Linked DNA regions of Homo sapiens: all the other regions are linked to region 1. The links are chromatin loops, found by intact Hi-C in ENCODE. Cell type or tissue: PC-3. All regions are shown on one strand.

Evidence for each region. Peaks named below come from ENCODE experiments on the same cell type or tissue, not always from the same donor. Only the 100,000 strongest peaks of a DNase experiment are listed, where the experiment ranks them.
Region 2: it touches region 1 in a loop (4-fold over the local background); 7 of 110 quality-filtered maps call a loop at or near these places.
Region 3: a loop joins it to region 1, with 5 times the contacts of the local background. A loop is called at or near these places in 9 of 110 quality-filtered maps.
Region 4: it touches region 1 in a loop (8-fold over the local background); 2 of 110 quality-filtered maps call a loop at or near these places.
Region 5: it touches region 1 in a loop (6-fold over the local background); 72 of 110 quality-filtered maps call a loop at or near these places.
Region 6: it touches region 1 in a loop (3-fold over the local background); 5 of 110 quality-filtered maps call a loop at or near these places.

Annotation. Positions count from the first base shown.
Region 1 is chr1:172,447,411-172,452,410 of GRCh38, reverse strand. It overlaps C1orf105 (chromosome 1 open reading frame 105), which reads right to left. Exons shown (of 7, transcript NM_139240.4): 3 at 3,880-3,970. Among named protein-coding and RNA genes, the nearest start is that of PIGC, 5.8 kb to the right of the region's middle. In PC-3, CTCF peaks have their summits at 2,326 (motif pointing left) and 3,439; DNase peaks (open chromatin) are centred at 1,180, 2,310 and 3,240; H3K4me3 peaks cover 3,106 bases; H3K27ac peaks cover 4,259 bases.
Region 2 is chr1:172,496,710-172,501,709 of GRCh38, reverse strand. No RefSeq gene overlaps it. Among named protein-coding and RNA genes, the nearest start is that of SUCO, 34 kb to the left of the region's middle. RefSeq lists enhancers at 1,787-2,081, 3,743-4,243, 4,244-4,744. In PC-3, a CTCF peak has its summit at 1,916; DNase peaks (open chromatin) are centred at 1,239, 1,849 and 4,199; H3K27ac peaks cover 1,092 bases.
Region 3 is chr1:172,604,506-172,609,505 of GRCh38, reverse strand. It overlaps SUCO (SUN domain containing ossification factor), which reads right to left. Exons shown (of 24, transcript NM_014283.5): 23 at 704-759. Among named protein-coding and RNA genes, the nearest start is that of FASLG, 52 kb to the left of the region's middle. In PC-3, a CTCF peak has its summit at 2,168; a DNase peak (open chromatin) is centred at 2,155.
Region 4 is chr1:172,636,416-172,641,415 of GRCh38, reverse strand. No RefSeq gene overlaps it. Among named protein-coding and RNA genes, the nearest start is that of FASLG, 20 kb to the left of the region's middle. RefSeq lists an enhancer at 1,680-2,879. In PC-3, no CTCF peak of the experiment used is centred here; DNase peaks (open chromatin) are centred at 1,705, 2,405 and 3,705; H3K4me3 peaks cover 1,963 bases; H3K27ac peaks cover 4,161 bases.
Region 5 is chr1:172,717,111-172,722,110 of GRCh38, reverse strand. No RefSeq gene overlaps it. Among named protein-coding and RNA genes, the nearest start is that of FASLG, 61 kb to the right of the region's middle. RefSeq lists an enhancer at 4,088-4,382. In PC-3, CTCF peaks have their summits at 2,090 and 2,294 (motif pointing right); DNase peaks (open chromatin) are centred at 2,280 and 4,280.
Region 6 is chr1:172,511,497-172,516,496 of GRCh38, reverse strand. No RefSeq gene overlaps it. Among named protein-coding and RNA genes, the nearest start is that of SUCO, 19 kb to the left of the region's middle. In PC-3, no CTCF peak of the experiment used is centred here; a DNase peak (open chromatin) is centred at 2,816; H3K27ac peaks cover 1,343 bases.

The sequences.
Region 1 (5,000 bases):
CTGTCCTTTCCTTCAACACCTCTGTTTCTTTTCTCCTTCCCACTTGTAACTTAACTGAGAGAGACCTGATAGGACACTTGGTTCAAATCTTTCAATTTACCCAGGAGAAAGCTGTGACCCAGAAAGGTTAAGAGATTTGTCCAATACCACATCTATTGAACTTCAGTCGGCTAGAAAGTTTTTGGATAAAAAGGATTATGTTTCCTCAGGGGAAGAGTAAACTCTTAGAATCCATATAAAGGCCAGGCATGGTGGCTCATACTTGTAATCCCAGCACTTTAGGAGGCCAAGGCAGGCGGATCATGAGGTCAGGAGTTCGAGACCAGCCTGACCAACATGGTGAAACCCCCTCTCTACTAAAAATACAAAAATTAGCCAGGCGTGGTGGCATGCGCCTGTAATCCCAGCTACTCAGGAGGCTGAGGCAGGAGAATCACTTGAACCTGGGAGGCGGAGGTTGCAGTGAGCCAAGATCGTGCCATTGCACTCCAGCCTGGGGCAACAGAGTGAGATTCCGTCTCAAAAAAAAAAAAAAAAAAAAAAGAATCCATATAAAGGCAGAATTATTTCTACCACATAGAATCCCAAAAGTAGTGCTCAAAGAACAATTTCAATATTCAAAAAAAACCTTATGATATTACACATGTTCCTTCTATCTGAAAATATCAGCCATTTAAAAAAATAAAGCTGAATATACTTAAAAAAACCCAAAATGTATAAAAAATAATATCCATATCCCTACATTCAGACTTATTAAATTTGATTTTTATTACCATCACTATTTTAGGTCAATAGCATTTAATATTCTCTTTAAAAATTGTATTTGTAATTATATGCACTAGATCAACATAAGCAATATAAATATGAAAATGACTTAGGAGTATATGAGGTAGTTTCCTTGGTAGTTATGAGCTTTGAAAATTTAGTCAATGTGAGAGAAATAATAAAAAGAGAGTTCTTAGTGGTGAGAAAATAGAAAGTAAACATCCTATACATCTTCCCCAGCTATGCCTCTGCTACTGCACAGTCTTTTTAGCCAGGGCTTTTTGCCACAGGTCTGCTAAAAGCAAAATAAATAGTGTTCTTATCTTCACTCTGACTCATTAGACTGGAAGAACAAACCCAGATCAAAGTGAGTAGAGAGAGAGTGGGGGCAGGAATTGAGAGGGTGGAGTGGCATTTTATAATCTATTAGTAACTGAGGAGCTCTAGTTAATTTACACCCAGTACCAGCAAGTGGGCAAAGAGATTTCAGAGTCTCCAGCTGCAGTTTTCCGGGTCACCCCCACACACCTGCTGTTCCTTTGCCTTGGATCACTGAGTCAGTCACCTTTTGGCCCAGTTAGCCAACTATCATGATGCACCTTTCTGTTTCTCAGCATCTTGAGGAGTCGTGAGTGGATGCCTGCAAATGGCAGGAGAAAATGAAGAAGCTTCTCCACAGTAGATGTTTAAACGAGGAAATGTTTAGGCTTCATTTGTCTTCACTAAAAATCTTTCTTCTTTGACAGACCTGCCTCTCCTTTTGTCTTGTGTTTTTTGTCCCTCATCTCTGTGTGTGTGTTTCTATCTTGCTTTCTGTCTCCCTCTTCCTGTTATTGTGTCTCTGAGCCTGTCTCCCCTTTGTCTAGTCACTAGGAAATACTGCTCCAGGCACACGTGCACCTGCCTCAGGCACGGGGCTGCTCCGGGGCAGGGGAGGAGTAAGTGGGTGTTTAAAGTTCTGCCCTTTGACCTGTGACGGTGAAGAGGAACGCAGCCAGGTGGCAGGAGCTTTGCACCTCTGCACAGGGTCCGGGGTCTCCAGTTGGCCTCCGGATTGCCAGCAGCTTCTTGTCAGGTCCCTGATTTAGAGAATGAAGGAAGAGATCCTGTCCACAGTACATTCTACTCCCTTGAAACACAACAGTTTCTTTCCAGAAGGGAGCAGCTGCCAGCTGAATCCACGTTTACCTCATGGCACATACGTGCAGGCCTTCATACACGCAGTAGACTCTGGGAGCCAGATTCAAATTTGAGGACGTCTGTGTGACGGGAAAGAATATGACTGGAGGTACTGGCCTGGTGCCCCAACAGAGCAAGGATCCCGGGTTCCCTACTTGTGTTTCAATCTGCAGGGGTGACTCTTTCTCATGTGCAAATCAGTGGAGGGTCAGCCCCTAACAGGATGAGAGTGAGGGTGAGGCTGAGGGGCCTGTGTTCTCTCCCAATAAGAGCAACCTATTTGGGACTTCTCACGGGTCAGCCGGGAAACTGGCCTCCCAGGAGCCCTTTGGGCTGCGCAGCTGGAAGCTGTTGCTCTTAACTGTCATCTAGTGGCTAACTATGAATATTGCAGCCACAAAAACCGCTATACCCTGCTGGAGAATGGCCTCTCACTCCTACTGGTCGTTAGCATTGGCTTTCCTTCCCCATTCTCCACTCCAGCCAGGCTGGGGCCTGGTGTCCTAGTGCCCAGGTTGCCACAGTACAGAGACCCAGAACAAACCTGAGATGAGGAGGCATTCAGCGGCAGGTGAGACCTGTCTAAATAGGAAGTTCACAGCGACTTGATGACTGGAAGGCTTCTTGCTGGTTCTGCAGCAATTGCTAAGCCAGTCCTGCCTCCCCGCTCATCCCCCACCTCTACCCAGTGCACGTCATGGTGGCCATGTTACCTACTTGCCTGTCCAGGGTGTTAGGGGGACTAAGAGATGACTCTTAAGCAAAGCTTGGACCCTGAAACTCCGGTGTTGAAAACCTTCAATGTGTCCTCTCTGCTCTTGTCTGTTGGGCCCTGTGTGCATTAGCTGGGCCCAGCCGCGTCCTTGTTTCCCTTTCATGTATGCTCAGAATTCCTTGATATTCTTCAGGCATTTCCTCCTGCACACTCAGTCTCCACCTCTTTGCTGATAATCTTCTCTTCTCTTTCCAGTTCTTCCTCCACCCCTGGCTCTTCCCTCCACTTGAAAACAGTATCTTCTAGGTCCAGTGCAGATGCCACTTCCTCTTGAATCATTCCCTCACTTCCACTCTGCTTGCCCAACCTGGGGGTAACCTTTGCTCCCACCTTCTCTCACAAGTGCTGTGCCCTGTTTCTGAGACGCATTCTCAGTTGTGTCCCTGTCCTGTCTGCTCACTCATCTGTGTAGCTGCGGCTGACTCACTCATCTCTGATGTATTAAAGCAAATACAAAGGCCTCCGTAAACATATATTGACTGACACCAGGGCTCCTAATAATTGTGGCTCACATTCACTGAGCTCTTGCTCTGGGTGGGGCACCGTGTCGAGTGCCTTAGGACGCTGCTTCAGGCACTGCCTATGACAGCCCTGTGAGGAATGTGCAATTTTTCAGGTGAAAAAATTGCTTATCTCACCATATATTTTCTCTCTTTCTCCACCTCAGGGAGGTTCTGACTACCCAAGCACTGTAGCCTGTGTGCTTGCTCCACAGTGACACCGAGGGTCACCTGGCAGCCGGTCATGGTGGAGGGGAAATGAGGAGTTTTTAATGTAAAATTCCACAGGTGTAGGGAGTTGTAGGTGGGAGACATAAGCAATCCTTTGGGGGAGGCAGTAGAGACTCCAGATTGGTTCCAGTCACAGGCTGATAGGCATTCCCTGGAAGTCTTGGGGCAGATTCCTCCATACTAATTTTTAGTTTCCTGTTTTGTTGATTCTAACCTTATGCCTGTATTCTTAGTTCTAGTGGACTGGGACCCTAAGGCACTTGAGACATAGTGAGGGGGGTGGGGCCATTCATTTCATTTAACAAATATTTATTGAACATTGATGGTGTACCAAGCACAGGGCTGTGCTAAGGAGATGGGACATGTATTCATATTCTATGTCATTCTAGAACTGCTGTTGGTTTCATTTCAACAAAAATTTTTTAGTACCTTAGATAAAACATCTGGAACTTGAAACAAAATTGGCAAATTCATATTCTTCTTGGATGAAGTCAGAAAAGTCGCAGAGGTATGAGGATATCTAAGTAATTAAAACAAGAGAACGTTAGAACCGCAGTCCCATGTTTGAAGAGCCAGGCCCTTGGTTGTTTCTGAGAGAATACAAGGGACACCACAGGGAGCTATCTTCCACTCCAGTTCTGGAGCACTCAGGCCATTGGGGAGCTCCCAAAAGATGGATTTGCCCTCCTATGTCACTTTGGCTTTTCTGTCCCTTTTGTTTTGCACTAACCAATTTTGGATTGTCAGACACTGTACAAACAAGGCAGGATAAAGATTGTTCACAACAGTAGATGTGTAATGAGCGAAATGAATCCCAGGTTTCCTCTTTGAAAGGGTCTGCACTCAAGTTTTTGATGTTTAACCTGCACCTGTCCCCTTTCGTACCTGGGCTGACTTCTTGGAGTTTGTGTCCTTGCACCCTGAAACAATCCACCTGTTTCCTCCCACAGAATGTCTTCTCCCTTCACCCATTCTTTTCCTTTGGAACATTTTTTCTTTCTAGTTAGCAGTTGAAGCAGTGATGTTGCAAGAACACCAGTTCCTTTTACAGGGTGACCTGCCTGCGCTCTGTCTCACTTGGCACTGTGGTTCATTTCATTACAGTGTAAGGGGCCAAGGCCTGCAGGGGCCTGATAATCATAAACTGTGTGTGTTGCACCATTCATGCCCCTGGCATCCAAGAAATAGAAACTCAGAATGCTGGCAGTTTTGCCGGGAACACACCTCCTCTCTAATGAGGGAAGATTTCATTGTCCATTGTTTATTTAAAACAAAGGCATGTGAAAGGAGTTTGATGCTCATGAGACATTTCTTGCTTCATTTCTCCTCACACTTCCCTGGGCCCTGTAAGACCAGAGATGGTGGGTCTGACATGAGTGCCCTCGGGGTCTTTGTCTTTGATATGGGAATAGGCTCTCTTGGACTTGTCACCCAAATGCTGACCAGCAGAGACCAGGAGGCCAGTTTAGAACTCCTTCAGCATACAATAATCTTATATAAACATGACCTTAGTGTGACTTGAAGGGCTTTGGAGACTGACGATGAGTGTG
Region 2 (5,000 bases), 49 kb before region 1:
AGAGGCAGGCATTAAGAGGTACTATTGGGGCCAGGCACAGTGGCCCAGGCTGTGAGGCAGCATTTTGGGAGGCCAAGGCAGGAGCATGGCTGGAGGCCAGGAGTTTGAGACCAGCCTGGGCAACATAGTGAGACCCCCATCTCTTATTTAATAAACAAAAGGAGGCACTCTTGGTAAAAGCACAGGGACTAGGGGCCAGGAGAGCAGTAATAATTCAGGCCAAAAGATAATCCTACCCCGTGACCCACACCTGATTTGGATCCCCTCAGACCCCACCATCAGTCTTCTTAGCTACTTCATCCCTGCCTTGCTTTTCTCCATAGCAATAATCACTTCCTAATACACCATATTAAAATTATGTTATTTATATTTCCTAGAATGTAGGCACTGTGAGGGCAGGAATAATTGTTTGAATCACTAGTGTATCTCCTAGCTCTACATCAAGTTTGACTTATAAAAGGCTCTCAGTAAAGATTTGCTTGAACAAATACAGCAGCAGTGTCAGGGGTTACCTGGGGTCCCTCCAGCATAGGCTCAGGGATTTTTGGCTCACAACGTGCTGTGAAGAAAAGCCTGACCTAGACAGAAGTGACAGCCTGCTTCTCAAACAGAAGCTCTTTAATACCCAGGTGACAATAAAGCTCTCAAAAATTAAAGGCAAGCAAGGATTCCCCTAGAACTGGGGACTGAGGAAGGCTTCCCTGAGGAAGTGGGGGAGAAAGTGTTTAAGAACTGGTAGATTTTAAGCTAATTGATCAGAATGATTTAAGTCCTTACTAAGGGCTTTACAGGGGCTGCATCAGCCCCGCTAAAAGGGACAGTTCGTTCCAGAGTCCTCTCGGGGAAGGAGCATTTCCTCAGATCTTGGTTCAGGTAACAAGGGCCCCTTGTATTTTTACCAGTTCTTAAAGACTGTCCAATAGGGAAAAAATAATTTTTGCTTCACACATTCAAGTTTAAAATTGGCCTCAAAGTAGGAAACAAAGCACATATTGCTCAGAGGCCAAGAGTTACACGTCTGAGCAGTGCCCAGTGATGGAGTTGATCCATGGTTGGTATTGCCATTGTTCAGAAAGCATTCACAGTGATCATGGGTCTGGGTCCTGTGCCCATCTCGAGCTGCCAGTTCCTTCAGGCATTAGCAGAGTCATATAAATGAATCAGCCCCTCTGTGAAGGGGTAATTCCATTTTCCTGTTTGGTAAAATGAGTATGAGAGTCCTCACTTCCTCTCCATAGCCCCACGTCTGCAGAAGGAAGGAGATCTGCTCTCACCTGTGAACACCTTGTGTTCCATAAAAAGAGAACATTTGCTGTTAGTCAGTGGTACTGCTGTTTTGAAAGCCTATTGGCTACTTGTCAGGAGAGGTCATTTGTCAGGAGAGGTGAGGTGGCAATTTTCTGAGAACCTTGGCATATGCCTGCAATTTCCTAGGGAGAGGCCTGTTGGCTTTTAATTTTCTTCCCCCAGAGAAAACCAGAAAGGTCCCCACCCCCCAACTTTGTAAAATACCCAGAAGGAAAGACTCAGTAAGAAGCCTCTGACTGCCTGCTAGGAAAAGGGTAGGCAGATGGGGAAAACCTGGTTATACCTGTCAACCCAGCCTCCTCAGCTGAAGTGGCAGTCATGAAGAGAAATGCCCCTCCCTCCAGCCAGAATACGCTTGGTGGCAATTTCCCATTGAGAAGAGAGGCAGCTGGGGCTTCAGCCAAACTCCCTGAAGCCAGGGCAGCTCTGCAAGAACTGGGTGCCTGCTTGAGCTCTAGTCTCAGTCAGGGTTGATATAACACAGTGCTGGAGGGCTAGACTTTGATACCTGTCTCAGGATGCTCCCTGGCAAAGGCTTGCATGTGTCATTGTCACCTGACTGATGAGTAAGGCGAAAGTGTCAAACTCCAGTCCAGAAGACTGATGTGGCAGTGTTTGGCTGAGGCAGCGCTGGAGAGTCAGTCTAGCCCCAGGATCAACAGAGGGACTTAGGTTTCTCACCCCATTCTCCTCCCACTCTCCCTCACTTCCTCACCTCCTGCAGTAGACACAAACTCTGCTGAAGAGGCAGAATTACATGGTGAGGACTGATCTATACAAACAATACCTGGGTTCCAACCAGCTCCACCACTTGGTAGCTGTTTGTTTTTTGGCAAATTACTTAACTTTTTTTTTTTTTTTGAGACAGAGTCTCACTCTGTCACCCAGGCTGGAGTGCAATGGCGCGATCTCGGCTCACTGTAACATCTGCCTCCTGGGTTCAAGTGATTCTCCTGTCTCAGCCTCCGGAGTAGCTGGGATTACAGGCACCTGCCACCAAGCCCGGCTAATTTTTTTATTTTTAGTAGAGATGGGGTTTCACCATGTTGGCTAGGCTGGTCTCGAACTCCTGACCTCAGGTGATCTGCCCGCCTCGGCCTCCCAATGTGCTGGGATTACAGGCATGAGCCACCGTGCCTGGCCTACTTAAGTTTTATGTGCTTTAATTTCCTTAAATCCATCTGTAATAGAAGGATGAAAATAATGATACCTACTCCAAGTTCTAAGAGAATTAAAACAATGAGCACATGCACAATGAATAGTGCCTGGCACAGGGGCTGTACTCAATAAATGGCAGTATTAGGTAATAACAATGATACTCCTTGCAGCTCTCTGAAGGTTGCAGCTGCAGGCTGAGCCTGGCGGAAGCAGCGTGGAATATCAAGTTGCTAAAGAAAGTTGTTTAGCAACTTTCATGGGCCAACCCTTCCCCTTCCTTGATCTTGAGAAAATTTTAGTACTTTTGTGTCTTTATAAAACTCAGAATTGTTCTCTGACATTGTAGCTATCTCACCTCACCTCACCCAGTTTATAAAGCTACAGTTGCCTTGGCCATACTGCTGCCCACCCCCACAACACACAGACAACACTCCCCAGGAGGCAGGATTCATTTGGTCGCTTTCCTTTTAGCTTCTCTGGCCCTTAAATTATATTTCCAGGGAATTTGGTGAAAAAAATCAATAACCACCCCAAAAACCCAGGTACCAAATCTGTTTTCTCCATCTGTGACTTAGCATCTCAGAAAACGGAGGCCTCCATATGATGTGGCCATGAGGCCAAAAGTTAATTCACATTTCCAGACTGCCCACATTTCTAATAATTCACATTTGCAGCCCTCTGCTGCAAGATTGCCCTGTACCAAGCCCTTTCAAAACCTCTATCACCAGCTTGGGTGAGGGATGGGTTGAAGAATATCATAAAGCAGTGGAAGCAACTTGAGAGCCATGTTCTGCTATGGAGGCTGGGTGCGTAGTAGATATAACAGTTAAAAGTCGACTCCAGTGCTTCTGGGATATCAGTGTGCCTCTAAATCCCCTGGAGAACGCTTTAAAACATAGTATCCTGGGTCTCACCCCAGAGTTGGAGATTCAGTAGATCTGGGATGTAGCCTGAGAAGTTGCATTTATAACAAGTTCCTAAGGAAATGGGGAGGATGCTGCCAGGGGGGCACATTTTGAGAACCACTCATTTACACAAACTCAAGGGGTTCCCCAGCTTCTCTCTAGCCACCCAAAGTCACTGGTTTCTTGTTACTCTTTAATTGTTTTGTGCAGCAGAGCAGCACAGCAAATAACGCTGCCATTAGGAGAGCAGGCTCTGGGGCCAAACTACCGGGGTTTGAATCTTGGCCTTATTTTACAAGCTGTGTGATCCTGGCCAAATTATTTAACCTCTCTGTGCTCCAGATTCCTCACAAAAACACATATTGATATTTTTTGACTGCTTACTATGCACTAGGCATAGTTCCAATGTATTTACTATTAATTTTTTGATTCCTATAAGACTAAGAGGTAGGTGCTATTATCCCCAATTTACAGATGAACGAATTGAGGCACATCGAGGGATAATAATAGTAAACACTTTATTATTGTGTAGATTAAATGATATAATCCATGCTAAATTTTAATTTGAGCTTGTAAGAATGTTATTTACACTTACTACGGAAGCAAAGATTGGAAGGTCCTCTCCTTTCTTTTGAAAACTTTAAGGATTTTTCTAAGAGGATGAACCATTGTACTTCCATCTGAGTCCTATGGACAGGATCTAGCAATCACATCTCATATCCTCTCCCCCATTTAAGTTCTCCCACAAGAGAAGGGTTTCTCCCTTGCAGACTTTCTGTCTCCAGAGAGCTGCCACAGTTCTAAGGGCCCCAGGGCATGTGTGGGTGGAGCAGTGGGAATTGGGGAGGCATCCAGGAGGAAGTCTGCTTGAAAGCAATCGTGTGTGTTTGCCTGGTTAAGCAGGGAGTCCTGTATGAGACCTGACAGGGGCAGCTCACAAGAATGCAGGCAGCTTGCAAGCTCACTAGACCAAAAGAGGAAAGAAGGAGAGGAGAGAAAATGCCCGGAGCCCCAGAGCTGCGCCAGCACATTCCAGCATGGTTGACACTTGCTGATGGCCTTTGTTTTTCTAGCAGAGCTAGCGAGTAGGGGATAGATACCCGGGCATTGCTTTTTCTGACCTTGACACATTTTAAGCTTTCTTTTCCAGATCAGGACAGAAGGCTTTCTAAAGTAAACCTAGGTTGAATGTGAATACTAACTGGTATTTAATCACCATCATTAAATACCATCAGAGGAGTGAAAAACTGCTGTTTAAATCTTTAGAACTTTCTAGCTATAAGTAAAACATTCTGATATGCAGAGAGTCATCATTCAATTCTAACCAGTTATGCTGGCTGCTGAACCTCCTGTCTGTTCCTACACCCTGCCATGTCCTGGGATTAACTAATATCTTCCATGCCCTTGGGATGTCACCTCCCCCAGATGGTTCTTTGATTCCCTTTCCCAACCTTATCTCTCACCGGGGCTGGATTAGGTGCTGATCCCAGATGCTCTAATAGCCCCTGTTCTTACCATATTATTTCATGATGGCTTGTTTAGTTGTCTGCTTCTTCTATTCAACAAGAAGTTGTAAGCTTCTTATTCATTTGATTTCCCAATGCCAAGCACAGTGCCAGGCAGATAATA
Region 3 (5,000 bases), 160 kb before region 1:
TATGGCAGCTATTAACCCTGAAAGGTCGGTATTTTATCCTTGATTCTTAAATGAGAAAAGCAAGGTTCAGATGTTTGGTTCTTTGCCCAAGTTACAATGTAGTAAGCAGCCGGGTTGAGAATGAATCTTAGGCTATTTGCCTACAAAGCCCAAGTTCTTTCACCTAGATGAAATTACAACTAAAATTAGTATAACTTAATTTGAAAGGCAAAATGAAAAAGCAAAGACTTTGAAGCCAAAAAATCCTAAGTACATTCTGAGTTGCTGTTTTTTTATTAAAAAAAAAAATGAGGATAACATCATCTTCAGGTTGTGGTGAGGATTAGAGGAACGGTGCATGCTCTGTGCTTGGCATGCATTCGGTAATAAATAATGACAATCATCCAAGGATCAACAAATTTTTTTTGTGAAGGGTCAGACAGTAAATATTTTAGGCTTTGCAGGTCACACATTTTCTCTCTTGCATGCTGTTCTGTTTTATCACTCTTTAAAAATGAGAAAACCTATCTGGCTCATGGCCCATATGGCCTGTGGGTCACAGCTTGCTGACCCCTGTTAATATTTATTTACAACATTATCATGATAGAAAATAAACATTCAGTTAAGGACTACTTAAAGGTAATTACCTTAAACCTTTCAACCTCTTTTCTTCATTTATTATCACAAAACATAGCAATAAACTTAAAAAGAAATAAACAATTACCTTCTTTTCTGGAGAAAACTTGAGGGGTTCTACAATGTACAAATCATTTGGGTCTACTGTAAGTAAAAAAAAAAAAAAGCAGATGTAAAATGTAAAGTGGATTTGGTGGATTTGCTATAATTAAACACTAAAATAAGACAAATCATTCATTCCTTATTATCCTCTAGTAATAGAACCAATGAATTTGTATCAGGTTAACTATATATTTATGCATTTTAAATTAGTAAGCAAAAAGAGGCAAGGTGGAAGATGATATGATTCCTATGCTTGACTGGTCGTCTTCAAATAACTATACTTCCTTAAGTTGTTAACTAGTAGCTGGTTATCAACCAATACAATAACGATCTTTCTTTGGGCCCAGCCTCACTCTTTTACCTGATAAGAAAAGAAACATTCCTGGGTAAGCTCACACCAAACCTACAGATCATTTGAATACTTCCCTAAAAGACTAGCCTCTAAACTGTGTCACAAAGGTAGATTAACAATGTGCAACAAGTAGTCGTGACCGTGTTTGGAAGCCAGTTAGAGAAATAAACACAAAAAGAGATCCAAGATATTTTTCTCTGTTTATTACTATGATCAAAACTATGAAATCCCAATCTAAAAACAGCTTGAACATGCAATATATATCACTAAGCAATAATGAATGAACACTTCTGGCATAGTGAGTAAATTAGATTTATTAGTTTTAGCCCAAAGTTTCTAAGGTTTCATTACTCTAAGCAGCTTCAAGATATATCCCAACCCCACCCCCACACTGACAAAATAGACACACATTTTTAAAAGGCTATGAGACTTTAGTCCTATTCAATCCACTAAAAATAAACAATTTAAGGTCTGACAGAGACAAAAGCTTACACATAGTAAATTCACTACAGAAGCTCTACACATTTGGGAAATTTATTAATACAATTCAACCAATTATAATTTTTTACATTATATTTCAGAGATTTATTGAGAAAGTCATCAAATATATGAAAATATCAAAACATCCCTCTAAACAGTCATTTCTACCAGATTACTAATCTTAATTTACTTTCTTTAATAATGATGTCTATTTCTAGAAACAGTTATGTTATTCAGATCAACCTCTACAATGAAAGCAACTAAGTAATGATAGTTTGTTTTTTTTAAAAAAAATCACTAAAAGCATTGAAAAGCTGCCAAGAAAGTAATCCCTAGGCTAAAACTGAAAGAAAAGTGGGAACCCGGACAGTCAAGTAGAAGACAAAAGTCATTTTTGCCCTGAAAACATTTGCCAACACAAGAATATATGAACTTTGGTTCTGATGGTATCATAAGGGAATGGATCAGAAATCAGGTCCTAGGGCCCACCCAAAGTTTAGTGTAATAAGATACCATCTCCCTGTGTACAGTAAACTGAGACTCCAAAGGACTATATTCTCAGGTAAAGAATGAAGCCATGCATGAACTTGCAGTCCAAATTATCATCACCTGGTGGCCCAACAAACCACAAGTCATGAATGTAAGGTATTACATGAATGTAACACACACACAAATTCCCTCTCAAATAAGAACCTATATTCTAGGCCTCAAATTATCCCTACAAATAACTTTTCAAAGAGAAAAAGTAGCACACAAAGACACAACATACCCTGAGTAAGAGCTTACAAAGACAATGAACAGACTCACAAAAATTTAAGATATTAGATTTATCAAACACAAACTATAAAGATAATTATGCTTAATATGTCTAGAAAATAAGCTTGAAAATATCTGCAGGAAACATATAACAAGGAAAATACAGACCTGGATTTTTAAAAAATACAAAAAGAACTCCTGGAAATGGAAAAAATAACTGAAATTGAAAACCCAATGAATAAATTTGCAACAGTAAGACTGCTGGCCTGGAAACACATCAGAAGATATCATCCAAAATACAGCATAAAAAGTCAAAAAGGTGGAATGTTTACAAGACAGGGAAGATATACGGAGAAGTAATATGTTTAATTAAATATGAGAATCTAAAAGAGACTGGGGCACAGGGAATATCTGGGAGGAAAAAATAATGGTTGAGAATTTCTCAATAACAAGTAAAAGAAACCTACAAATCCAGAGCTCCAAAGAGCCTCACGAATCTCAAAATGATAAAGAAAAAGAAGAGGAGAATATTTCAGTTTTAACTAATGACAAATGAAAGCTCTGAAGAATAAAAACATTAGTAAACGTGGGGTAAATTTAAATGAACATTAAGTGTAAAAAGAAATACCTTGTTGAGTTAAAATTAAGCAGAAAGAATAGAATTAAAATATACAAGAACAGTAACATAAATAAGGCTTGGGACAAATAAGAGTTTTAAGATCTATGTATTGTTAAGGAGAAGATACAAGTATTGATGAACTTGAGACTTTGGCAAACATTAATACTTCTGACTTCTAGGGTAACTAGTAAAAGAACAGAACCAGTACACAACTTCCAACATAATGGCAGTAAAAGGGAATATTTACTTCCTCCCCAATAAAAAATCTTAATGAAAGCATGGAAGGGGAAAAAAAAAAAAAATTAAAAGGGATACCCCTGCCCATCTAATTTTTATAAACCTTACATACCAAAATCCAACATGAGAAAATATTACATGCCAATCTTATTCATATAGATGCAAAATTTCTAAATAATTATCTAACAAAATTATGTAGAAATAATATATACAATACAAAATTCACACACGTATATCATGAGCAACTGGTATTAAAAATGCAATATAAGTTTAACATTAGAAAATCTAATATAATTCATGTTTGTAACATTAAAAATGGAAATAAAATATAATATAAAAAAATTTATAGAATACCTATGACAATAGGTAACACATAATGACAAAATACAGAATAAAAAATCCACAAAACATCTATGACAAATACAATCTTAGCAATAAAACACTGTAAGCTTTCCCTTTGGAACAAGACAAAGATGCCTGTCAATCACTTTTATTTAACATTGCTGAAAATGCAAGCTAACACAGTTAAGAAAGCAAAGGAAATAAAAGCTATAAGGACTGCAAAGGAAAAAACAAAACTGTCTTTGTTCTCAGTATACGTACCTGTATTCACTGAAAATCCAAAATAATCTGCAAGTGAACTAGTAAAACGACACTGCTTATATAGAAAGTTCACCCTAAAATTCACATAAAATCTCAAGTGACCTCAAATAAGGAAAATAATTTTAAAAAGAATGAAGTTAGATAACTCACACTTCCAGATTTCAAAACACATTACAAAGGTATAGTAATCAAAGTGGTAGAGTACTGGCATAAACACAGACAAATACACCAATGGCACAAAATAAAGAACACAGAGATAAGCCCTCATGTACGTGGTCAACTCATTTTTAAGAAGGGTGCAAAGACCACTCAATGGGAAAAGGACAGTCTCTTCAACAAATGGTGCTGGAAAAACTGAATATTCACATTCCAAAGAATGAAACTGGACCCTTATCTTATACTATATACAAAAATCAACACAAAATAGATTAAAGACATAAATCTATAAAAGTCTTGGAAGAAAACAGGGGAAAAGCTTCATGACCTTGAACTTGATAATGATTTCTTGGATATGACCCAAAAGTACAGGCAACAAAAACACAATAGACAAATGGGACTTCGTTGAACTTAAAAACTGTACATCCAAGGACACAATCAAAACAGTGAAAAAGCAACCTAAAGGATGAAAGAAAATATTTGCAAATCATATTATCTAATGGGGGTTATAATCCATAACGGAGGTTATAAAGAATTCCCTGAACTTAAAAACAAAAAACTCAAACAATCCAACTAAAAAATGAGCAAAGAGATATCTGTATACCCCTGAACAGCACTACTCAAACAACAGCCAAGAGGGGAAGCAATCCAAATGTCCACTTACAGATGAATGGATAAAGGAAATGAGGTACATAAATAAAATGGATGGAATATTATTTCACCCTTTAATAGGAAAAAATTCTGTCACATGCTATAATGTAGATGAACCTTGAGGACATTATGTTGAGTGAAATAAGCCAATCACAGAAAGACAAATACTGTATGAATCCACTTATATGGGGTATCTGAAGTAGTTGAATTCATAGAAACAGAAAATAGAATAGTGGTTGCCAGGGACTGAGAGAGGGAGAAAAGGGGAATTGGTTAATGGACACAGAGTTCAGGTTTGCAAGACGAAAACATTCGGAAGATCTGTTTCACAACAATGTAACTATACTTACTACTAATGAACTGTGCACTTAAAAACTGTTAAAATGATAAATTTTATGTGCTTTTTATCACAATAAGAAAAAGACATGG
Region 4 (5,000 bases), 190 kb before region 1:
ATTTTTTAAGTTGTAGAAGTCAGAATTTTCTTTTTTTTTTTTTCCAGTGTAAGCCTATTTGAGTTGGGTTTCTGTCATTTGCAACCAAAAGAGACCTAATATACCCTCAACAAGGACACTGAGTAGATGCTTAAAGAGAATAAGAGTTTAAGTTAAAGGGCAATGAAAACTGCCTGAGTCCTGCCAGCTCCTGAGAAGAGGAAAGGTTAACTTCACCCAAATGGGGGCCCTGGCCCTAAGTAGGGTGCTTTAGTGGGAGAGCAGAGCTTACCAGGAGACAAGAGCTCATCCCGGGCTGACCTCTAGTTCCCCACCCACCTAACATTCCACTGAGTTTCAGTGTGAGAATATGAAACTGCTTTTGTTGAGGTTTCACCTCCTCCGACTCCCACAATTCTTTCCAGGTCCCCAGAATATAATTTTTCAATTAGAGGTACCCCTAAATGCCTGAAATTAGAGTTCATCACCACTACATATTCTCTCTTGCTAAAACCCAAGTTTCCATCATGTATGATGGACATCCCGATCTCAAAGTCCTTCTTTCCCTGCCTTCATCCAGCACAAACAGGGCAGACTTCAGTCCTTTCACAAAGACACAGCATTAAGCCTTCATGACTTACTAGAAATCCTACTTTTTGAGTAGAAGCCTTCATTTCTTATTGTCTTTCCTGGGTGATTTTCTGCTAATCTTCAGTCCCTCTTCCCTCCCTGGAGTTTGGGGGAAGGTCAGTGGTGTAAATTATAGACTGATAAGCCCCTGCAAAGCCAGGCAACCTAATCAACCACTCCACCAATACTTCCTGAGCACCTGGCACCAGGTACCATTGTGGGGATATAATGAAATGGAAAATATTCCATGTCCTCAAGGATGTTACACAGCTACCAGGGGTGGAAAGATTGTCTGTAGCTCTCAGACGGTAAAGTAGCTATAAAGTTCATGGGAAGTCTAAGCATAACACGTTTCTGAAGCTCATGCCACGCCATGTGCTCTACCGCCATGACCCAATCTGTTTGAAATGTTTAGGCAGTCTGCCTGGAAATCCTGCTAGCATGTGGCCAGTGCAGGTCATCAAGTCACCAGGAGCGGGCAAGGGAATGGTGCAAGGCTAAGAGCTCTTTGGTTCTACCGTGGCTTATTGAGTTCCTGTGGCATAAAGCTCTACACTAACTGCTTCAGGGAGGCAAAGAGGAACAAGTCAGTCTAGGAACCCTGATTGTCCACGGTCAGAAAAACAGCACTGAAGCTGAGAAGTTCTTATGTAACAGTAACTACATTAAAAAGAGAAAGTGCGAGAAACACTTTAAGAAGACTCCAAATTAGTACTGTGTTAAAGAAGAGAGATGGCATATTTAGACTGGAGAAGGAGGAAAGAACAGAGTTGGGAACTGAAGAAATATTTCATGGGGAAGGCTGAATTTGACATGGGGCTTAAAGAATTATTATCTCCATTTATTTTAGCTTTATTTTTAAACAAATAACAACAACAAAACCTTTGGGCACATTTTATTGGAAGCATCATATGAAGAAAATTACCAATTAAAGAGAAATGGTCAATCTGGTAAGTGACCTGAATCCTCGTTGCTAAGTTTGCTCAGAACCCTCTGGGCATTCCTGCCAGCCTGGCTTAGTCTGCTCATGGAGCTGCAACCACAACAGACCATCCTGTTCCTCAACCAGCCCTCCCTTAAAAGGCAAGGCACACACATGCTATGCCCTTGGGTGGATATTTATCCACAGCCAACCTTCCAGGGCACAAGCTTCACAGGCAGTCACCTGCCGCCCAAGGCTGCTCCTCTCCTCATGCAGGATTCTACCCTGGTTACTTTCCTTTGGAGAGGCTCTGACATAACGAGAATCAGGGTTTCCAGAGATGAGACAGATCAGAGACTGATCTGCCCACAGCACTCTGCGGTCTGGGCTCGAGAGCTCAAGCGTTCCAGAATGCAGTGGAACATGTGTGTACTCCACCAAGCAACAGAAATTCAGCCGTCATCTTGTTCCATAGGGCAGCAACATGCAGGGCAGAGGGAGAACCACTCCTGGGTCTTCTAGAAAACCAAGCCAGCCTCAGTCACACTCACAGGGGATCTCAGAATGTTAGACAAAGGAGGCTTCACACACCGGAAGCCCAGGCAGCAGAAGCCAGACACAACCACAGCACACAGAAAGTCAAAGATACTGGGTAGATATAGAGCAGTGCCAGGAGTAGATTTTAGTGTTTGATTTTTGTCGATTATAAGTGTGCATCCTGTTTATCTGCCTAGTGAAATGCATAGAGATAAGTCCCAGCCTGTAGATATAAAGGACGTGTTTCATCTTTTTTCATGCATGAGTGTGTGTATGAATATGCAAACAGAATGAGTGTATTGATGTCTCACAACCAGGTAAAGTTGCATTCCTGTGACTCACTGAAAATGTAAGACATTTCACACTCATGAATAACCAGCCCCCAAACCACAGGACACAAACCATGTCCTTTTACTTGGTTTTCAAATAACCTCATGCATAGTTTTGTGCTTTGAGAGCAGAGGAAAGAAACTTTCTTATTGGAAAAGGAAAAGAAAAACAGAGGACAGGAGAATTCTTCTCCCACCAAGCAGCTCCTTCCTTGAAGATCTTTCCAAAGAGACTGTTCATTTAGTCAACAAAGATCCGTGGAAAATTTAAGAATATGCAGAAACCCTCAATTTACTCACTATCTAGTGGGGGATATGGAAAAGTAACTATAAACTTTAAAAAACAGTTATAACCGTATGGTAAGAGTAGACACAAGTACCTTACAAGCAAGGAGGGCGGTCATCAATTTCACACTTGCAGGATCACAGGTGTCAGAGGTTGTAACCCTCAAGCTAGGCCCCCAAGTGATACAATAGGTAGAAGGCAGTTAAGCTGAAAGGAAAAAGAGTCATTCAAGGCAGACAAGAGAGCATGAAAAGAGAGCAAGATATGTTGTGCAACCTGCCAGCTAGGGTTCACCTGGCTTTATTTTTCTCTATGGTACTTAGTGCCATCTGATATTTTACACAATTCTTTGTTTATTGTCTGTCTCCAACTACAATGTAAGCCCCCTGAGGGCAGGGACTTTGTTTTACTCTCTGCTACATCCCCAGAACGTAGAATAGACTTGGTACAAGGAGGCATTAATAAATACTTGCTGAATGCACAAATGTTAGAGAGGAGTGAGAAATGAGGCTGGACTGCCAGGCAAGGTAGCCCCCGCAGGTCATGAGGGCCTTGTGTGCTGTGCTAATGCGTGTGGATGTTACCTTGGAGATCTAGAATAGTGTTCACAAGCTAGCAGCCCACAAGCTAAACACAGAAGTGTTTTGCTTGACCAATAACAGGTTTTTCATATTAAGATATTTTGTATAAAAACCCAGGTTGCCGAATTTCCTTTAAAAATTCAGAGGATGCAGTAACAAGGGGCCTGTAGTCTCGTAAGGCAAAGTCGGCTGGTGCTGAGCAGTAAGTGCCCCTTTAATAACACCTGTGTTCTTCAGTCCAGCACAGTCTGCCCCAGTCCCAATTGTCTTGCTTCAGGCCTTCCTTGCTCATAATCATCTGCCAGTTCCATGTAGATAAATGAGTTTGCAACCTCTAGCCTAGGTTCAGAATGTCTAGTTTAAAAATTCCACCAAGATAATGAGTCTCCAAAACACCCCCCTACAATGAGTCATGCCTTCCAGTGTATTTATGCCCTCCCACAGTGAATGTGAGCTGCTTCTGTGTAACTAATAGAATGCAAGGGAAGTGACGCTGTGGGGCTTCCAAGGATAGCTCATGAGAAGGCAGACATCGCACAAGAAGTCTGACTATCCTGAGGCCTCCATGCTGTGAGGAAGTCCAAGCTAACAATCTGGAGACACCACACAGAGAAAGAGAGTGAGATGCCCTGCCAGTCCCCAAGGGTTCAAGCCATCCCATCTGAGATGCTAGATACAGGAAACCCATCTTGGACACTCAGGCCAGAAGCCATCTACCTGCAACCATTCACAATCATATGGGAGACCCCAAGAGAGAATTACTCAGCTGAGCCCATTCAATCCACAGAACCATGATAAATAATAGTAAATTGATTTAAACCACTTCCTTTTTGGTGGATCATTACATAGCAATAGATTACCAAAACACCTCCATTACCATTTATGAACTGTATGGTCTTCTGCAAATTATTCAGCATTTTAAGCTTACATTTCCTCATCTTTCAAGTAAGGATCATAATATCACTGCCCGCAGAGTTTTTTGAAATTAATGAATGAGATCATGAATGGAATGTACTTAGCTGTGAAGCTAGAACAAATATGATCGATGAATTATAAGTGCTCAATAATGGTTAATCATTATTTTACTTTGCGTCTCATTATTATGGTTATTGAAGTTTGTCTAGTGAGTAGCACGTCTCAAAACCAGCATGCAGAAAAGGAAGAAGAGGGGAGAAGAGGCTAGGAAGGTGGTGATGGACAGATCAATTTCAAGGAGGGTTTCCAGGAGAAGACAGTTCTCAGTGTGATGGGTATGACTTGATATCCCAGACTCCAGGGAGCCCGGCAATTGACTATTTCACCCATTTTGGTGTTCTGTTGTAAGCATTCTGCAAGCTCCTATAAAGTCACAATTCATTAATTTGTAACTTATTAAAAATATTACACAGCACAGATTATATATGTCAGGCATTGTACTAGGTGCTGGGGATAGCAGTGAACAAAGATCCCTGCCTTCATACAGCTTCCACTCTAATGTTTATCAAACAAATAAAGAAGTAAAATAGAAAGTATGGCAGATGGTGATAAGTGATAGATGCAGGAGGAAGATAAGAGGGAGGGTCCCTGAAGAATCTCTAACTGGCCTATGCACTGGGAGAACACGGTGGGGCCCCAGGGGAAGTTCGTGCCATTTGCAGTGGGGAGGAGCCTGGCCTCTTCAGCTCCTGTGCGTGGCCTAGAATCAGTCTGTGAGATGGAGGCCTGTTAGCAAGAACCCTGCTTGCTTTGCTGAGAGT
Region 5 (5,000 bases), 270 kb before region 1:
GCAGCTCTCCGGACCAAGCTGTAAAGGAGATGAGATAGAAATAATCACTCTGGTACCGCAGTAGACAGGCCTTGAAGGTACTGGGGCCCTTTTAATTGGACTTAGCAAGCAATTTTTGCCTCTGACCTTCTAGTTGAAACAGAATCAGTTACCAATAGACTTAGGCGAATGCTATACTGCACATAGGCACATAGCCCCAACCTATATAAGCGCTAAGAAAATTGTAACACTTTGAGTTGGTGGAATTACCTCCGGCCTTCTCTGTGTATCTGGTTACAGTGATAAATTCCCTTCTTTCCTAGTTTGTCTGCTTCTCATTATTGGGACTGGAGAAAACGCAGTCGGACCTGGCTTGGTTCCGGGAATAGCTTGGCAAACAAAATGTACTAATAATTGATTGATTTTCATTATTTTGTTTTTTAAAAGGCAACTTTTCGTGACCCCACATTCCAATTCCAGGGGTTTCTCTATACTGCCTAATTATTCTACAATCACCTAAAAGTATTACTACTATTACTAAAACTATTACTAGTATTAATTTTTATAATAATAAAGATAATAAATTATTACATGGTGCTTCAAAGTTAATCTCTTTCACACCGAAGTTAAATAGATAAAGTAGATAATATTGCTTTCTTGATTGCATGGCCTAAAAACCCTAAGCTAGAGAAATTAGATCACTTACCCAAGGTTGCAAAGCTAATTACTATTGGCTCCTTGGTCAAAATCCAGGGTTTTTGTGCAAGAACAGAAAAATATGTTACTCCATCACTAACAAACAGTGGCAGTTAAACAGGGCTGGACTGCCAAAGAAGAGTCACAGGACCCAAAATGATGATGGTTCACACAAAGGATACACTATTGTAACAGCATTAATATAAGGATATACATCATGGCTAAAGCCTGACTTACAGGAACGGCTCTGGGGAGACCAGGTACAGGCTCCTACTATACCCGCTCTGTGAAGGCTGTGACTGAACACACTTTCTCCAATTACAAATGCATGGAACAACTTGGAACCAGAAAGCCCAAAATGGAATCTCAACTGAGGGTTGTTCTTTTATACACATATTTTGCTGATCAAAAACGCATATTCCTGGCTGGGCACAGTGGCTCACACCTGTAATCCTAGCACTTTGGGAGGCCAAGGCAGGTGGATCACCTGAGGTCAGGGGTTGGAGACCAGCCTGGAAAACGTGGTGAAACCCTGTCTCTACCAAAAATACAAAAATTACTCGGTTCTAGTGGCATGTACCTGTAATTCCAGCTACTCAGGAGGCTAAATCAGGAGAATCGTTGCATCCCAGGAGGCAGAGGCTGCAGTGAGCTGAGATAGTGCCACTGCACTCCAGCCTGGGTGACAGAATGAGACTCCATCTCAAAACAAAACAAACAAACAAACAAAAAACCCCACATATTCCTGCTATGCAACCAACCCAATAGCAGAGCCCTCCAGAAAGCTCACTAACATCAAGTGCAAATCAACAATCTTACTCTCACAAGCCAGTACAAACTGCCTCACACTCCTCAGAGCAACACTAGTATTCAGTAACCAGGGTAGTGCCATGCGGGAACTTTAGCAAAATGCCTCAGGCTAATTCCAGGCCTGCTGGAATTAACCCTGAGGACACATCTTCCTCCATTGTATTTACCACCTAGAGAGCAAAGAAGTCCTGCAGTCTTTTGAAACTAAAACAATTCTGCATTCTATCCTTTCCATTATTGAAGTGTTTGTACTTGTAAAATAATCTATCCTGTTCCTACAGTGATAGGAATGCCATAGAAAGTATTATTTCAAAGTCTTTGGAGGTTTAGTACATCATCAACATTTTTACATTAATACAGAGCACTCAGGTGTTTGGACACATGGTTGCACCTGAGGATCCTGCCAATAACAGCCGCTATTCTATAGGAGCTAGGGAGCTGTCTTGTCAATCTCATCTACCAGCTCAATAACCCCTGCTCTCCAATTTATGTTCCCCTCAGATTTTCACACTCATCTTAATCAGTTCATCTCAGCTTGTTAAGGTAAAAAGCACTGTTGTATTACAAAATTCCAGTCCCCAAAACCTGGTTTTGCTGACTAAGCTGCCAACTGGCAGAAGAATTCAAGCACTCATTATCAGGACACGTTTCTTCCAAGCTCCCCCAGCATTGAGCCTCACTGCTGATGCTCCACAGTTGGGATAGGGCAGGATCTCAACTTCAGGACTCTGTTCGGCTTTAAGGATCATACACTTCTTTAAAGACTGATGCCACCATCAAGCTTAAGTAATACCTACAATTGCCACTAGGTAGAACCAGTGAGCCAAAGGTATGTGCAGGGATTTAAAAAAAAAAAACAAACAAAAACAAAACAAAAATCCAGAAAAGAAAGAGAGAAGAAAAGGAGGGATATCGATTGAATATTTACTAATATTGGTTGAATATTTACTTATTTTTCATTTAGCCCTATATGTGATGATCATCAGCCTGGTAGGGGAGGGAGACATGTGCCCTCTGATTTCACATCATGATACATCCAAAGGTATCCTCCCAATTTAGCTTTCCAACATCTCAATATCCCTGAAGGGGAAAAATATGAAATCATCAGACAAATGATAGGATGTTGAAAACGAAAGCAGATGAAATAATCAACATACATTTTTTAAATGCAAGTCACTGTTCTATTCGTTCTGCCAGTGTATAAATTTTTGTGCCTCATTTGAACTCTATCATATTCATTTAAGTCAGGCTTGAAAGGTATTATTTATCACTCCTTTCTTTGTACCATAAAGGAGGCTGAAGCTCAGAGTGATTAAGTTCCCTACTATCATAGCACTAGCAGATGCCAAGCAAGTCCAGATATGCCTGACTTCAAAGTCTTTTCTTCAAGTTAAACCGCAAACATCTCCCCAAATGACCGACTTTATGTAAGGCTTTCCAGGGAGCCAAGAAAAAAAAAAGCCACTTTATTTCTGGAGACGTGCCTCAGCTCATATTTCATTCAAACTTCTCTTTTGACAGACAGGAATTGAGCGACTTGGCCAAGGCCACACAGCAATTCAGACACAGCACCAAGGCTAGAATCCAGTTCTCCAGATGTGGTAAAGAGGAGAGGCAGGAATTACAGATGAAAGAAGAAAAGGTGAGGTGGCACTTCTAGGCTGAAACAGTGGTTCCACATTCACACCAGCATAATAATCACTGGTTATCTTTTTCTAGTTCTTCCAAGGGTCAGGCACTTTGCTAAGCGCTTCACAACCACCCTACTATTGTTGGATGCCTGATAGCATCATTTTTCTCTTTTTCCTAGAACAATATGCATATTTTCCTTTGGGGAATTGCCTCTCTTATATCCTTTGCAAGGTGGTTGATATGAATTTGATTCCACTCTCCCAACTAGGAGTTAGCCTTAAGTCTAATATTTGAACTCTTTGGCCCAATGGTTGTTCAGAGTTGTGTTTGTGAACTAATGCAGGACTTGAGACATAAGGAGACTTTTGCTGAAGACTTCTCAGAAATGACTTTTCCTTCTTCCATGGGAACTACCAGAAGAGAAATTCCCCTCTTTTATATGGTGCAATGTGAGGACATAAGGTCCAGAATCATTGATGCTGCCTTGCGGCAAGGCTGCCTGAGCACATAGCTAATAGCAGAAGGAAAGTATAGTGAAGAGAATTGCAGAGTAATGACACAAGAGACCTTAGGGCATTGTGAGCATCTGAATCAAACCACACCTGAAGTCAGGCCCACTTCAGGACTTCACAAACATAGTTCCTTTAAGCTGGTTTGGGTTAAACTTTCTGTTGCTCACAACCAAAGGCATCTTAACTGCCACATGTAATTGCTAGCATTATCACTGTTTTGTGGATAAGAAAATTGCCCAAGGTCATAGCATTTGTAAGAGTAAGATTTGACCCAGAATGGTCTGGCCCCAAAACCTTAACCATTAACCACAAATTACTGCCTTCATATATCAATATCCCTAAAAGAGGAAACTGTGTCTTTCCTGCTGGCATTAGCAAGGGAGCTGCTGCTTAGTCCTTTCCCTTAACCCTCAGGCTTTCTATGGAACCTCTTTTAAATAACTTCAACTAATCACACACATCCACAGGACTAAAATGCTGCTAGATTAATGATTGAGGCTCATGGGTACAAATAGAATTGTTCCATGTGATTCCCAGGTCAGGAATTGATCACGTGTCTCCACGTGATCTCTCTGTGCTCAGAAGCAATCATTCCTGGAGCTTGGTGACATCACAGAAAAATGTGTCTAGTCACTGACATTGCCGGGCAAAACAGAGTCAAAGCAAACATTGTGACAATGTGGCTTCATAAACACATTGCTGGTAGCACACTTGCCAAGAAGATGAGAGCCAGATCAAAAACAAACCCACTGCATCATCCAAAGCACCTCCAGGATATCATTTTGAACTGCTCAGTCTCCACTCTCAGATTGAGTCTGGGAAAAGGCTCTCAAATGTCCCCCAGCCCCCACCATGCTCAAACTGCCCATTGCCCACTTTCACTTAGCCAAGCTACAAAATCACCCTTTTCTAAGGTGGATCTGTAGGGTTTATTTCATGATTTAAAAAAAAAAAAAAAAAAAGCTCAGATGGGGGAAAGCTCATCAAAATATTTTCCAGTGATATCCACCAGAAAGACTTTCTGAAAATAATTGCTCACAAAGTAAGATGACAATAAGAGGTCACCTATGTCTCTTGGCAGCTAAACTCTTCAGTCTTTGTGATAGAAATATTTTGCCTCACTGCTTCCAGCTTGTTTTTCTTTTTTTTTTTTTTTTGAGACGGAGTCTCGCTCTGTCGCCCAGGCTGGAGTGCAGTGGCGCGATCTCGGCTCACTGCAAGCTCCGCCTCCCGGGTTCACGCCATTCTCCTGCCTCAGCCTCCCCGAGTAGCTGGGACTACAGGCGCCCGCTACCACGCCCGGCTAATTTTTTGTATTTTTAGTAGAGACGGGGTTTCACCGTGTTAGCCAGGATGGTCTCGATCTCCTGA
Region 6 (5,000 bases), 64 kb before region 1:
GCCAGGCTAATTTTTGTATTTTTAGTAGAGATGGGATTTCACCATGTTGGTCAGGCTGGTCTCCAACTCCTGACCTCGTGATCCACCTGCCTCAGCCTCCCAAAGTGCTGGGATTACAGGCCTCAGCCACCACACCCGGCCTTTTTTTTTTTTTTTTTTTCTTAAAAAAGAGGGATTTGTTTATAAATGTAAAAAGCTAAAAGCTGGATTATGATAGGAGCAATGGAGTGATAAAAATAACATATTATAGGAAATAGGGCCTAGTCTCATGCCTTCCTGTTGCAGTTGCTTGAGACACTGAAAATACATAATCAGGAAGCAGTCCCTGGGTTCTTCCTTTTGGACCAGAAATGACTGGTGAGAGCCGGGGATAGAGAGAAACAGTTCCTCTTTAGCATATTTGCATTATTATTAGTATATTTGTTTGAACATCCAAGCACTATCAGGAAGTGCATAGAAGGACAAACACTGTGCAACTGTACTGCCAAGGGCCACAGTCTCACAACATAAACTATAAGATCAGCCACTGCAACTCTTACAAACTGTCATTTATGAGAGGAGACCATGGGAGTCAAAGTGATGCACTCTAACAACAGTGATGTCCCCAGGAAGAGAATACACAAAAAATGGAATTAACTTTATTATTAGGGAGATGTGTTTAAGGATTTGATTTTTCCTGTTTAATAATTCACTTGATACTTCTATTTTAAAGTTAAAAATACCAACATGTGTCCATCCAATGTTTCCCTAAAATAATTTTTATTTGCCAAAGGACATTTCATGTGAAGCTGGCAAACAGCATATTGATTAGGACAGGCTGTGTAGAAAGAAGACTTATCTTTAGGCCCCATATGGCTACATGATCCTCTGATATTGTCAGTGTGTCTTGGAGCTTCTTCCAAGATACAGCTGTCTTCAAACACATGCTACCTAGGGCTTTTGATGAGTAAATAAAATTCTGGGGGCAGGGAAATAGCCCACACCTATACACCCTGTAATTCAAACCTGCTGTGTTTCAGCTTTCACACCTTTCTGCAACACAGAAAACTTGCTTACATTACAAAAATCACATGCACACACATACATTGACATGGGAAAGAACAGGTGGTTTTGTGTCATGCCTCATGACTACTGAAATTATGGGTGGCTTTATTATCTATTGTTTCTATGCAGACTACATAATTTTTGTTCATAAAACTAAAATTAACAAAGAAAGAGTATTTTTCTCCCACTGCTCTTTAGTATCTGAATGTCAATGCTGCTCATTGACTCTGATAAAATGAAGACAGTGCAGTCAGTGGAAGAGACACAAAGTATGGTATCAGAAAAGACCTGAACTAGAATGCTAGAACTCCAGAATCTCATTCACCACTTATGTGACCTTAGGTAAGGTTCTTAATTTCTCTAAGACTCTGTAAAATTGTAATCACCCTATAGGTTCACCTTGCCTGCTGCCTAGACAGAGCCAATTTATCATGACAGGGGAATTGCAATAGAGAAGAGTAATTCACGCAGAGCTGAATGCGTAGGAGACTAGAGTTTTACTATTACTCAAATCAGTCTCCCTGAGCATTCAGGGATCTAAGTTGTTAAGGACAGCTTGGTGGGTGGGGGGAAGCCAGTGGCCCCCAAATCAGATGAGACAGTTTATCCATCTGGGTGGTGCACTTGATGGAGCCAGTTTATCCATTAAGTGCAGGGTCGGCAAAATATCTCAAGCATTGGTCTCAGGTTTTACAATAGTGATTTTTATCCCCAGGGGAAATTTGGGAAGGGTCAGAATCTTGTAGCCTCCAGCTGCATGACCCCTAAACCATAATTTCTAATCTTTTGACTAACTTGTTAGTCCTGCAAAGGCACTCTGGTCCCCAGGCAAGAAGGGGGTTTGTTTTGAGAAAGGGCTGTTACCATCTTTGTCTCAAACTATAAAATAAGTTCCTCCCCAAATTAGTTCAGTGTACACCCAGGAATGAACAAGGACAGCTTGGAGGTTAGAAGCAAGATGAAATTGATAAGGTCAGATCTCTTTCACTGTCTCAGTTATAATTTTGCAATGGCAGTTTCAAACTGAGAATAATGAGACTCCTCTGGAGTTGAAGTGAGAATCGAATAAGGTAATAGTAGTATCCAGCAAAGTGCCCAGCACCAAGTCGTCATTTAGTAAATATTGAATCTGGATGTTCACTAAATGTTCAGAATCAGTTGAATGTGAATCTGAATCAATGGAGTAGAAGAGAACATGAAATGCTTGAAAAACATCCATTAGGACTATTTTTAGTCCTGTAAGCAGTTCAGGTGATTGAAGAATATGTTTGGTGTTGTGTTCTATTAATCTGGAGATCAATAGTAAAGTTCCCTTGTATGACGTTTTCTCAGTAATGAATCTAATCTTTTCAGTATCCCTGGCTAAGATCTGCACATAATAAATTTGACATAAATATGATTCTTTAAAGCCTATATTTCCTTCCTTCCTTGTACACATATTTCCAAAATTCTACTTATAATGATAGTGTCCTTACATTCCACTGTACTTCTAAGTATTCACTAATTACTTTTGCAAACTCCTTTCATTAACAAGGAGAAAAATATCCTTAAGCTGTGTAAACTATGACAATACCTTTAGAATATTTAAAGCTGAGAGAGACAAATTAAACATATGATGTCTGTGTTTTAGAATGTCTAAATGTCTATATTCTTCCTCAGGGCTGGACAGGAAGCAAGTCCTCCCTTAAATCAGCCATGAAAGATGAAATGATAGCACAAAAGCTTGTGTCAGCAGACCAGGTGGAGCTGAAGTTTCCTATTCCTCAGCTCACTCATTGTGACTCTGTAGGCAGGGTTCTCACTGAGATCACCATGAATAATCCAGATAAAGACAGGCCTGTAGCAAGCAGAGTCATGCTGGCCAAATAAATTTATTATGAGTATTTTCCTAGTACCTTATGTAAAGTAGAGGGAAGCTGACTCTTGAGGATATATCCAGAAATAACCAGAGGTACTCCTGAGAATGTACCCAGAAATACCCAGACATACTCTTAAGAATGTACCCAGAAATGTGAAAACTTAATCACATACTGCTATTTGTTTATGAAATATAAAATTGGAGAACTAATTACAACCAAAACCAACTCCAATTTTTAACATGATAGTTAGAATAACTTAGCATGGAGATTGGTAAAAGGATCTATATCTACTATCACTTCTGACTCACAAAGATATGAATCAATTTTCTAATGCCTTTGTGTTTCACTTTTTGCATCTGTGAAAGAAGCGACTACACTTAGGTAGTAGATTTTTATTATTTGTTTCTGACCATCACCAGTTTTCTTGAGACTGGACATTCCCTGTGCTTTGGGGTTTGGCTTTGTGAGACAAGGGAATCCTTTTTTGCCTAAGCTAGTTCAAGTTGAGTTTCTGACCTTTGGAATCAAATGAGTTCCAATTGACATGCCCTAACTATTCAGAGATGACAGAAGAATATAATTTTTCAGATGAAAGGAGCAATATAATATTTTACATAATAGAGTAGTGACAGATAAATTGTTTTTTATTATTTAATCAGTTTCTAGAAAATAATTAGAAATGACAAGCAATGCTTTTGTTGACTTTACTTGACAGAATGCATAACTCATAAAAGGAATAACCAAATATTTGTTAACAACTGACTTCCTCTGTGAAATCTAAGTTATAAAACTATTTCAAACAACATTATTTCCTAATCATCAAACCCAGTGATTATTTTCTTCCTTTTCTTATGTCTCAAGTTAACTTACCCAACTGTGTTTGTAATCAGAGCCCTTTTTGGTTCCTTGGGAAATTTTATCCCATCAGTTCCAAATTCCCATCAATTAGAACTTGTTTTTTTGTATCTTCAGCCTCCATCTCTACTGCTCTCTTCCCATCTGGTCACATGTATTATTTTATCTTTCCTGTCTTAATTTAAAAATGTCACCCTACGAGCGAGACTCTGTCTCAAAAAAAAAAAAGTCACCCTAACTTCATTTTCCTTGTAAGATAAAGATAAAACTATTTTTTCCTCTGACTCAAATAAACCTCTAAAGAGAAGAAGAGGCACAATAACCTAGTAGTCAAAAATGTTGCACAAACCTGAATTTGAATTTGAGCTTCATCAGTTCCAGATGATCAGTAATGTAATGCTGTAAATCAACTTCTGTAAGTTACTATTCAGTCTGTGTTGCGATTTGCTCATCTTTAAGACGGGGATAATATTATACCTGCATGCCAAGTGTTCAGTGGAATACTAGACACACAACTAAACCTCTCCAATAAACACTAGCTGTCATTATCACCATTATTATTATAACCCCATCTCCATTTCTTTATTAGCTGCCATTTTTCTCTATGTATTGCACTCCATCTTTTCTCCTGTCATTCTTCTTAGCTCAACATTTCTAATTAATAAACCTAACACCTCAATTGTTCAACATTACTCTTCAGCATTTGGCCTAGTAAATCACCATCTCCTTTTTTGAATCTCATCCCTTCTTTGACTTTTCTCGTTCTCTTCCTAGCCCTTTAAATTCTTCTCTGTTTCTTGACTAGTTCTATTTTCTTCTTTAATGGGAGCTTTATGCAGCTGATTTATTGGTTCTTTTCTTCTGTGGAGAGCAGGGCCATTGAGTCGTTGGATCCAGAACCCAAGTGCTAATGAAGTGTATTGTGCAGGGAAAGGTTTGGACCACAGGGTTCTCACCAAGAAAGCCAGGTCTTGTGTGGTGCCCAAAGATGCAGTGGAGTAAAGGACTATAAGGGGCGCTAGAAGAAGGTCAAGGACAAGTCTTCATCCATTCAGTATTCAATATTATCACACTTAGTTTTGGGCCAGATTATAATTAGACAGTATATAAAGGAAGATTTAAATTTGATAAAACATTTATCAGAAATTCAACATGCATCTAAATGTTAGCTTTTTATAATCATTAGACTACTTTTATAGTATAGTAATTAGTAACATAATTGCTGCAAAGTGAACACTGTAC